3 separate regions of the Homo sapiens genome follow, and regions 2 and 3 are each linked to region 1. A link is a contact called in ENCODE Hi-C or POLR2A ChIA-PET data. All regions are on one chromosome and are shown on one strand. Each heading gives the region's core, a stretch centred on a gene start or an enhancer-like site at or near the end of the contact. The rest is flanking DNA. Distances are from core to core; before and after follow the strand shown. Region 1 has its middle 100 kb from the start of SHB. Region 2 overlaps LOC107987065 (a long non-coding RNA gene). Region 3 overlaps LOC107987065 (a long non-coding RNA gene).

Region 1 (2,970 bases), core at 230-2,729:
GATTCTTCCTTTACTTCCTTTTTTTCTTTAGACATTCACCTTATCTTATGTAAAATGTAGATTTACTGGGCACTAACTGAAGTCTCACAAGAATGTAACTGTTTACCTTACTGCCTACCCTACATGCCTTTCCCCCTCTTCAAGGAAATGTATAAATCCTAAACCTCCTGAAAACCTCTTTGGAAAAACAGTCACAAATGTGTCTGTGGCTCATGTTTTCTCCTAGATGTACCCTAAAGCTGGCTTAATAACCCTCAGTGATTGAGACTTTTGTCTCAGTTACTCATTTTGGTTGTCAGTTACATATCTTAGTGTTCCCAAACATGATCCTGAAAGATGCTATGGCTTATAGTAGCAGACTTCTGATTTTTAACTGGGTGAATAGCCACCTGGGATAAAGAGGACATTCCCTAGCCTCCCTTGCAGCTAGGTGTGGTTGTGTGATTAAGTTGAAGCAAATGAGATATAAGTAGACATTGTGTATAATTGTTAAGGAAGTGCCTTTAAAAGCAGGAAGATGGCCGGGCGCAGTGGCTCATGCCTGTAATCCCAGCACTTTGGGAGGCTGAGGTGGGAGGATCATGAGGTCAAGAGATCAAGACCATCTTGGCCAACGTGGAGAAACCCAGCCTCTACTAAAAATACAAAAATTAGCCGGGCATGATGGTGCGCACCTGTAGTTCCAGCTACTTGGAAGGCTGAGGCAGGAGAATTGCTTGAACCCAGGAGGTGGAGATTTGCAGTGAGCCGAGATTGCGCCACTGCACTCCAACCTGGTGACAGAGCAAGACTCTGTCAAAAAAAACAAACAAACAAACAAAAAAAAACAACAGGCTTTTCCCTCACTTTCTGCTTGCTAGAGTGCAGCTGTAATGTCTGGAGATCTGGCAGCCATCTTGGACCATGAGTTGACTTTGGAAATGGAAGCCATGCGTGGTATAGTAATGAGATAGAAAAAACATGGGTCCTTGATCCTGTAGTATGTCATACCAGCCCAGTACTTCTAACTGCTAGACTTCTTGAAAGTAAGAGAAGGGTAAACATTTTATCTTGTTTAAGAGACTATTATTTGGGGTTTTTCTTGTAGGATATAATAAATTCCTTTTCAAAGGTTTTAGCCTGTAAATTGTTAAGTACAATGAGTTCTGAGATCCTCTCCAAAGAACCAATATATCAGTATGTTTAGCTGTTATAAATAAATTTTTGATGCTACAAAAGAAATAGCACTCGAGCATAAATTTAATTTTCTCAGCAAGGCAATTTTTACTTCTATAGAAGGGTGCAACTTGCAGATGGAGCAATCGCGAGAGCACACCTGAACAAGGGAGGGGAAGGGGTTTTTATTCCTGATGCAGCTAGCCCCTACTGCTGTATTGTTCCCCTATTGGCTAGGGTTGGATCACACAGTCTAAGCTAATTTCTGATTGGCTATTTTAAAGAGAGCAAGGGTATGAGTCAGAGTGGTGGGGTGAGTAGTTTGGCGGAAAGGACGGTTACGGAACAAGTGACTCAGGATGAGTCAGGATGGAGCAGGTGACCAGGGGTGACTCAGGTCAAAGCAGGTGACCAGGGGAACAGATGTGAACTACTGATTAGAACTGGTGGGAAAGTTGTTTACTGAAACTAGAGACAAAAGATTGAAGAGAACCAGGAAGTTAAACTTTAAAATGAAGAACAAAGAATAAGAGAGCTGACCATACTGACATACTGATTCTTTGAAGAGAAACTTGGAGTTCACTATATCTAACACAGCTCCCCTGTTCTTTTTCTTCATTTTAAAGTTTAACTTCCTCGTTCTCTTTGTCTCCTTGCCCCTAGTTTCAGTAAACTACCTCCTACTAGCCTGTATAACCTGCTCCGTCCTGATTCACCCCTGGTCACTTGCTCTGACCTGAGTCATCCTGAGTCATCTGTTCTGTAACCATCCCTCCTGCCAAACTACTCACCCTGCCACTCCGACTCGTATGCCTGCTCTCTTTAAAATAGCCAATCGGAATTAGCTTAAACTGTGCGGACCAACCCTAGCCAATAGTGGAACGACACAGCAGTAAGGGCTACCTGCATCAGGAATAAAAACCCCTTCTCCTCCCTTGTTCAGGTGTGCTCTTGCCATTGCTCCATCTATGAGTTGCACCCTTCTCTAGAAGTAAAATTGCCTTGGTGAGAAAATTAAATTTATGTTCGAGTGCTATTTCTTTTGCAGCACTGAAAATTTATTTCTAACATTCTTTTCCTCAAAGTTGAACCTTGCCTCAACAAATATTGATGCCAAAATGGAACTGCATTCTTCTCAGTCCTCCTGGCTTGAGCCTCACTGTCTAAGCTGAAGTGAGGACAATGTGCCCCTCCCCAGTTTGGTTGCCCATGGTTTTACCTGGGTTCCATAGCAAAGTTCCCGGCTTCCCAGTTCAGCCATTCTTTTTTCCTTCCTTTTCTCTCCTAGCAATGCATTATTCCAGGGCTTTTCATACTTTAATCATGCAGGAAGTGTGTTACAATGCAGATTCTGATTCAGTAAGTGTGGAGGCAAGGCTGGAGAGCCTGCATGTCTAACAAGTTTTCATCTGATGTTGCCGGTACTGAGTACTAAGGTATTATAAAACTCACCGTAAGCTTGCAGACATGGACCATGTGGGAATCTCTGTTTCCACAATGCTTGGCACACAGCAGATACTCAGTGTATGCCCAATGATTGACTGAATAATAGGCAATTAGCATGCCAGATGCCAAGAAGTCCTGCAGGAAAGAAACCTGCCACTCTGTTTACTATGCATATCTCAAGTTTATTTTAATTGGAACCCTATTTTCAGAAACACCTATTAACATTTTATAGAAATAGTGCTTTGAGAAAGCCACTTTGGGAGACCCTGGTCTAGGGTGGAGTCTTAGCTGACCCAATAATTAGAATGAGCTGATTTCTGTATGAGAATCTCAAACCCAGGGTTCTGTTTGGGTTGTCTGGTTCAGCAA
Region 2 (2,862 bases), core at 335-2,834, 150 kb after region 1:
GATTGTGCCACTGCGCTCCAGCCTAGGCAACAGAGTAAGACTCCGTCTTTAAAAAAAAAAAAAAAAAGCACAAATGAATTTTACCCACTGGAGATGCAATTGCTTATTGCTCTGGGGATGTTGATGACATTTGTATCTATTTCAACATTCTTGATTGCCTACTTGTGCAGTTCTGTGAATTCTCCTTTGAGTGAGTTGTAACAGCGGATGGATCCCCTCATTTACTGAGTTAAATGAAGTGTTTGATACATGTTCTTTTTATATTTGAATCATTGTATTCATTTTCTATTGCTGCATAACCAATGACCATACATTTATCAGCCTAAAACAATACCCATTTGCTTGTTTGCGGTTCTGTAGGTCAGAAGCCTGAGCATGGGATGACCGTGTCCTCTGCTCGGGTCTGCTGAACTCAAGGTGTCAGCCAGGCTGCACTCCATTCTGGAGTCTCTGAGGGAAGAATCCACTTCTGAGTTCATTCAGCTTGTTGGCCAAATCCACCTCTTTGAGGCTGGAGGGTTGTAGAGCATTTCCTTTTCTCTAAGGCCCACAAAGCAACCTCTATTCATTCCTTAACACCCAACTCAAATATCAGGTCTTTGGGGAACCTTCCTTCAGCAGCAGCACAGCACAGCAGTGGGAAGAAAATGGGCTTTGAAGTTCATTGGAATTTTGCTTCTGCCATTTTCAAGCTGAGTGGCCTTGGGCAAATTATATAAGCTCTCTGAGCCTTTGTTTCCTCATCTGTAAACCAAGTACAATGCAGTCTTCGATAGTAAGTGCATCTGACTGACTGATAAGCAGAATAATAATAAAAGCAGTGACCACATATGGTATGCTTGCCATGTGCTGGACACTAAGCATGGCTAAGTGCTTTATATGCCTTTTTCACTTAATCTGCCTACCAACCCAATAAAGGAAATTCTATTATTACTCCATTTTGCTGATGAGAAAACTGAGGTTTAAATAAGTTGAACCCAGTCTTACCTGTCGCCAAATCCTGTGCCCTTGGTCATGATGACATATTCCTTCCTAAAAGGTACTCAAGAAATTGACATCCCCTTTCCCTCTCTCTTCCCCTCCATGCCCACCTCTGGACCATCAGAATTGCTTTTTCTTTCCATGTGTCCCCATAACCCTGTATACCCCAAGGCCTCTCTAATACCATGTAAGACACAGTATCAGATTTTTTTCATGTGTTTCTCTTTCCCCAAGCCTCCAGCATTGGGTCTGGCATAGGGCAGGGATAGAGTACCATAATTCAAGTGAACTCATGAATTATCTTCAGTCCTTTTAGGAAGTGACCAGGGTATAATTTATATAATAAAATGATTATTAACCTACATAAATAAAAGAGAGAAAACTGTCCCTTCCACTCCATTCCCTTTCCCTCGTGTGCTCTCAGCTGAGGCGATAGGCCCCAGAGGAATTCAGCAGCAGACAGATAAAAACATCAAGGCCTGTTCCAGCTTCACACCAGATCCTGGAATTTAATTTAACTTATACAGACGTCGGTGTTGATGCTCTTGGGGGCTCCCAGCGCAGCCTCACAGAACAGCTGGTAACAACTGTGATGGGTTTGCCTTCACACCTCAGATGGAATCACAGGGGAATTCCACAAAGGCAGGGCCCTGGAAATCATTTCACAGGAAGAGTCTCGTACGCTCCAAGGACCTCAGTTTCAGGACGAACTGCCGAGATCATGCAGTGAACCCGCTTTGTTTTTAAAACAGCCAAAATGAGGCCCAGGGATTTCCCCAACATCACATGCCTTCCAAGTTTCGATGAGCAGCATTAAGAATGTAAACAACAGCAGCATATTACAGCTTGAGGTGTGCAGTTCTCGTACTTAAGAGCCTGTCTTTCCTTTTCCCCATGTGTTCTGCAATCAGTGTAGACTGTCACCAGCAAAGAGCAGACACAGGGTAGTTAAAGTGGCCCCAGTCACCGGGCATGTGTTTTACATGAGATCCAGATTACCATCTGAACTCCCCACTTTGTTATTTTTATATTAAATTCTGACTTTTTATATTAAACTGTGACTATTTTTATATTAAACTATGACTCTTCCGTATTAAACTCTGATTCTGAAAGCAGATAATTCAGGGACAAAAACAGCTTTTAAAGTGAAACCAATATAGAACACATTTCTTGTGATCTTTTTAATAATTTTCTATTGCCAGCTGAATTTAACCGTGATCTTACTCCATATATCGATTGAAATTACAGTTTTAATTCACCATGCATTTTGTTTTGTATGCCAAAGCACCTTGGAGCTTTTCCCTCAACTTCAATCTTGGAATTACATTTTCTATGTTTGCTTATTTTACAGCACACTGAACTCTGTCGATTCAATAAAATTTAAACATGTGCTTATTTACGGAGCACTTATCATAGCCAGGGCTCTAGGGTGAGTGATTTCTTGAGAAAGATCTACAGATGTGAGTAAGAGGCAGCCTATGCCCCCAAGTAACTCATGATTAACTAGAGAGTAAAATCATTAACTGGTAGTTAAAAAACAAGGTGGTAAAGTAAAAATAAATCTGGAAATAATAAATGACAAGGTTTAACTACATAAATATTTGAAATGTCTGTAAGGCAAAAGACATTACAAATAAAACTAAAGTACAAATGACAAATTGAGGGAAAACATTTTCAACATTTATTACATACAAAAGGTTAATAGTGTTCATGTATAAAGAGCTTTCTATGACTCAATAAAAAAAAAAACAACCTAATAGTAAATGTGCAGGAGACTTGGACTAGAAATTCACTTAAAAGAAAGACAGTGCTCAAAGAAGTACAGATTAAAATGACAAAAGTAAGCCGGGCGCAGTGGCTCACACCTGTAATCCCAACACT
Region 3 (3,072 bases), core at 1-2,500, 170 kb after region 1:
AATGTGTAATACACATTAGCATAGCAACGGCTCTGAGAAGTCCTGCAGTGAAGTAACTTTGTTTAACTAGGCGCTTTCCATGCTTAGCTAACCCTGGACCACTTTCCCCGTGGAATACCCAGTAGCTCGTCAAGTAGCACTCCACAGAATGCTGTAAAACGATGGACAGGAGGCATCCACAGACATGTCCAGTCCCTCGAGAGAAAGTGTCTAATTCAGCTTTGGGGCCACAGAACCTAGCATGGGCCCTAGAAAAGAGTTTGTGTGGAATAAATAAACAAGCAAATTAATGAAATCATGCCATTGTTAACCCAGGCGGAACCTGGGAATTATAACTGCATGCCAAACACTATTTTCCAGGGCAACTAAGTCTGTGGCCAATGCATAGCTTTGTTGAGACCAAATCTCTTTTCTCCTCCCCACCCCTCAGCATTTGTACCAGTTAAAAACTGGCAGACCTTGAACCAGATCTGTCTAACATATGTGTTTTGTTTGGCCAGATCAGGGTTTTTGTTATTTTTTAATGCCATTAGGTAAGGGCTGAGCTCTGCAGCACAGCCAGACTCTGCCTCTCCCTGTCCTACCCCAACCTCTTCCCACATTCGCATCACCTGCTTAGCTCCCGAAGGCTTTGAGTTTGCCATCCTGGGTTTAAATCTCCCTGGGAAGTTGCTTTTTCTCTCTGCCCATAAACATCATGAATTTATTTTGAAATGGATTTGCCCAGATGAAATCACACAGATCTTTAAACCTTAGACTGTTTGCAATGAAATATTTACACAGCCAAACGTGGCACAGGCCCCGGCACACTTAAGGTGACTCTCTGAGCCAATATACTGATGAGGAGATGGGGATGGTCTCATCCATATGCTCATCTTCCCAGAGCTTCTTAAGCTTTAGTGGGCATTGAAGTCACCAGAAAGCTTGTGGAAATCCACATTGCTGGGCTCCACCCCCAGAGCTTCAGGACCAGTAGGTCTACATTATTCCTGAATTCCTAGGTAATGCTATGGCTGATGGCCCAGGGACCACACTTTGAGATTTGCTCCCCTACTGCTTACCAAGCTCTTTCACAATGGGCATCTTATTAGACCCCAACAACCAACCTAGGAGGTGAACAAGGCATGAATAACCACTCGCAGTTCACAACTGTCACAAGATGACTCAGAGAGGTTAACCAATAACACAAGGTCACACAGCTTGATATGAATTGAGGTCTTTTAGTGCCAAGTCCAGCTTCCTGCCAGCAAGGCTGTGGTTGAAAGAGGCTGTCTGACATCACTGTTTAGGACAAGGGAACTGGACCCGTGAACGACAGAGCCAGCATTTCAGGAAGTTACTTTCTGCCACAGAGACCTCTACTTCCAAGGCAGGAGCTGACAGCCTCCCTCTGTTCCTCTCAGCTCTAGGACTCCACACTGTGGCCCTATGTGGACAAGAAGGAAGAGGTTCCAAAGGAGCCCAGAACGCCCCACCCCCAATATTTGCCCCCATAGTGGTCCCAGGCAAGGCAGGAGAGGAGCAGAGATGCCTGCTCACTAGAGTCAAGACATCCCTTGCTGAATTTTCCATGTAGCAACCAAAGCAGAGTGAGAGACAGGCACAGACTGCAGCTTCTGGGAGGGAGATAGAGGGGGGCACAGACCATATGGAGCAAGAGTGACAGAATTTGGCAGTGCGGCCTCCACAGATGGGCCTGCTTATGTCCAGACACAAGCTGAGGCCAAGGACTGAATCATCTCTCTAGCAATTTCTTGTTTCCAAACACGTCTTTTGAAGAATGTGGGGATGCTGGGAGCACACATCAGAAGCCCTTGCTGGGAAAGGATAGAGAGACAACAGGAAAGAGAAGTTGCTTTTGCAGGGGGGCCACAGGTGTGGATGGAAGGACAATGAAGGGACCCAACATGTCCACCTGATGGGGTGGAAGTCACTGGATAGTGAGAGGGGAGCATGGAGGTTTGGGCAGCACAAGGAGGTCCATATCAAGGGTGTTGGGTGTGTTTTCTGGGGTGAGCCCCACAACTCTACAATGGAGTTAGCACCACCACCAAGCCCCACTGAACAGGAGAAAGACTGAGATTATAGATGGTAAGTGATTTGCTCAAGGGCTCCCAGCTGGCAAGGGCAGAGTCATGAGTGAGTGAACTGAGCATTCACACCTATCTGAGGACCCTCCCTCCCACCCTGAGCTAAGATTCTTATATTAGTCTCCTAGGTGCTCCTTGCGCCCCATCCCCCTGGCATGGCCTTCCAATAAGTTACTGGGTCCCCACTAGGGCTCCCCAGAATCTGTCTTCAGGATAAAGGCTGGGCGGCTCTGTCTGGCCGATATGGTTTGGCTTTGTCCCCACCCAAATCTCATCTTGAATTATAGCTCCCATAATCCCCATGTGTCATGGGAGGGACCTGGTGGGAGGTAATGGAATCATGGGGGACAGTTTTCCTGTGCTGTTCTCATGATAGTGAATAAGTCTCAGGAGATCTGATGGGTTTATAAAGGGCAGTTCCCCCGCACATGCTCTCGTCTGCCACCATGTAAGAGGTGCCAATGTTCCTCCATCTTCCGCCATGATTGTGAGGCCTCCCCAGCCATGCAGAACTGTGAGATCATTAAACCTCTTTTTCTTTATCAATTACCCAGTCTTGGGTATATCCTTATTGGCAGACTAATACACTGGCACTCGAGGCCCTGTGAGGCCAGGCTCTCGCCTGCCTTTCCAGCCTCATGAGCTTCACTAGCTGTGTGTCCTGGGACTTGCCATCCCCTGTACACATTCAGTGCTGCCCAGCTCTAGTCTTGAATGGGGGCCCAACAGTCACATCTCCCTGTAGCTTTTCCACTTTATGTTATCTTTCCTCATGCCTGTGTCTTTTCTCTCATTTAAATATCTGGTCTTCGAGCACTACGAACTTCTTCCCTGTGTTAGTCTGTTTTTGCATCACTATAAAGGAACAACTGAGACTGGGCAATTTATAAAGAAAAGAGGTTTAATCGGCTCATGGTTTTGCAGGCTATACAGGAAGTGTAGTGAGAGCCTCGGCAAATTTCCAATTATGATGGAAGGCAAA

Evidence for each region. A loop is a pair of places that touch in the nucleus more often than their neighbours do. ChIA-PET counts read pairs that join two places held with the same protein, here RNA polymerase II (POLR2A). Pooled maps may share reads with other maps.
Region 2: a loop to region 1 is called in a map of heart left ventricle, with 2.1 times the contacts of the local background. The contact joins two enhancer-like sites. A Hi-C loop is called at or near these places in 2 of 168 maps with a recorded cell type or tissue (chondrocyte and heart left ventricle) and 3 of 50 pooled maps. POLR2A ChIA-PET finds 5 or more read pairs at or near these places in 1 of 52 experiments (GM12878).
Region 3: a map of body of pancreas shows a loop between it and region 1 (2.3-fold over the local background). The contact joins two enhancer-like sites. A Hi-C loop is called at or near these places in 3 of 168 maps with a recorded cell type or tissue (aorta, body of pancreas and posterior vena cava), 3 of 37 single-sample maps with no recorded cell type and 7 of 50 pooled maps. POLR2A ChIA-PET finds 5 or more read pairs at or near these places in 2 of 52 experiments (IMR-90 and K562).

Annotation. Positions count from the first base shown.
Region 1 is chr9:38,169,577-38,172,546 of GRCh38, forward strand. No RefSeq gene overlaps it. Among named protein-coding and RNA genes, the nearest start is that of SHB, 100 kb to the left of the region's middle. RefSeq lists an enhancer at 971-2,170. Within about 2 kb of position 1,480, at least 5 of the 41 ENCODE cell types and tissues checked have a DNase peak (open chromatin) inside an H3K27ac peak, as active enhancers do.
Region 2 is chr9:38,317,512-38,320,373 of GRCh38, forward strand. The region is part of intron 1 of LOC107987065 (a long non-coding RNA gene); the gene reads left to right. Among named protein-coding and RNA genes, the nearest start is that of ALDH1B1, 74 kb to the right of the region's middle. RefSeq lists an enhancer at 1,532-1,871. Within about 2 kb of position 1,585, at least 5 of the 41 ENCODE cell types and tissues checked have a DNase peak (open chromatin) inside an H3K27ac peak, as active enhancers do.
Region 3 is chr9:38,338,026-38,341,097 of GRCh38, forward strand. The region is part of intron 1 of LOC107987065 (a long non-coding RNA gene); the gene reads left to right. Among named protein-coding and RNA genes, the nearest start is that of ALDH1B1, 53 kb to the right of the region's middle. RefSeq lists an enhancer at 1,336-1,425. Within about 2 kb of position 1,251, at least 2 of the 41 ENCODE cell types and tissues checked have a DNase peak (open chromatin) inside an H3K27ac peak, as active enhancers do.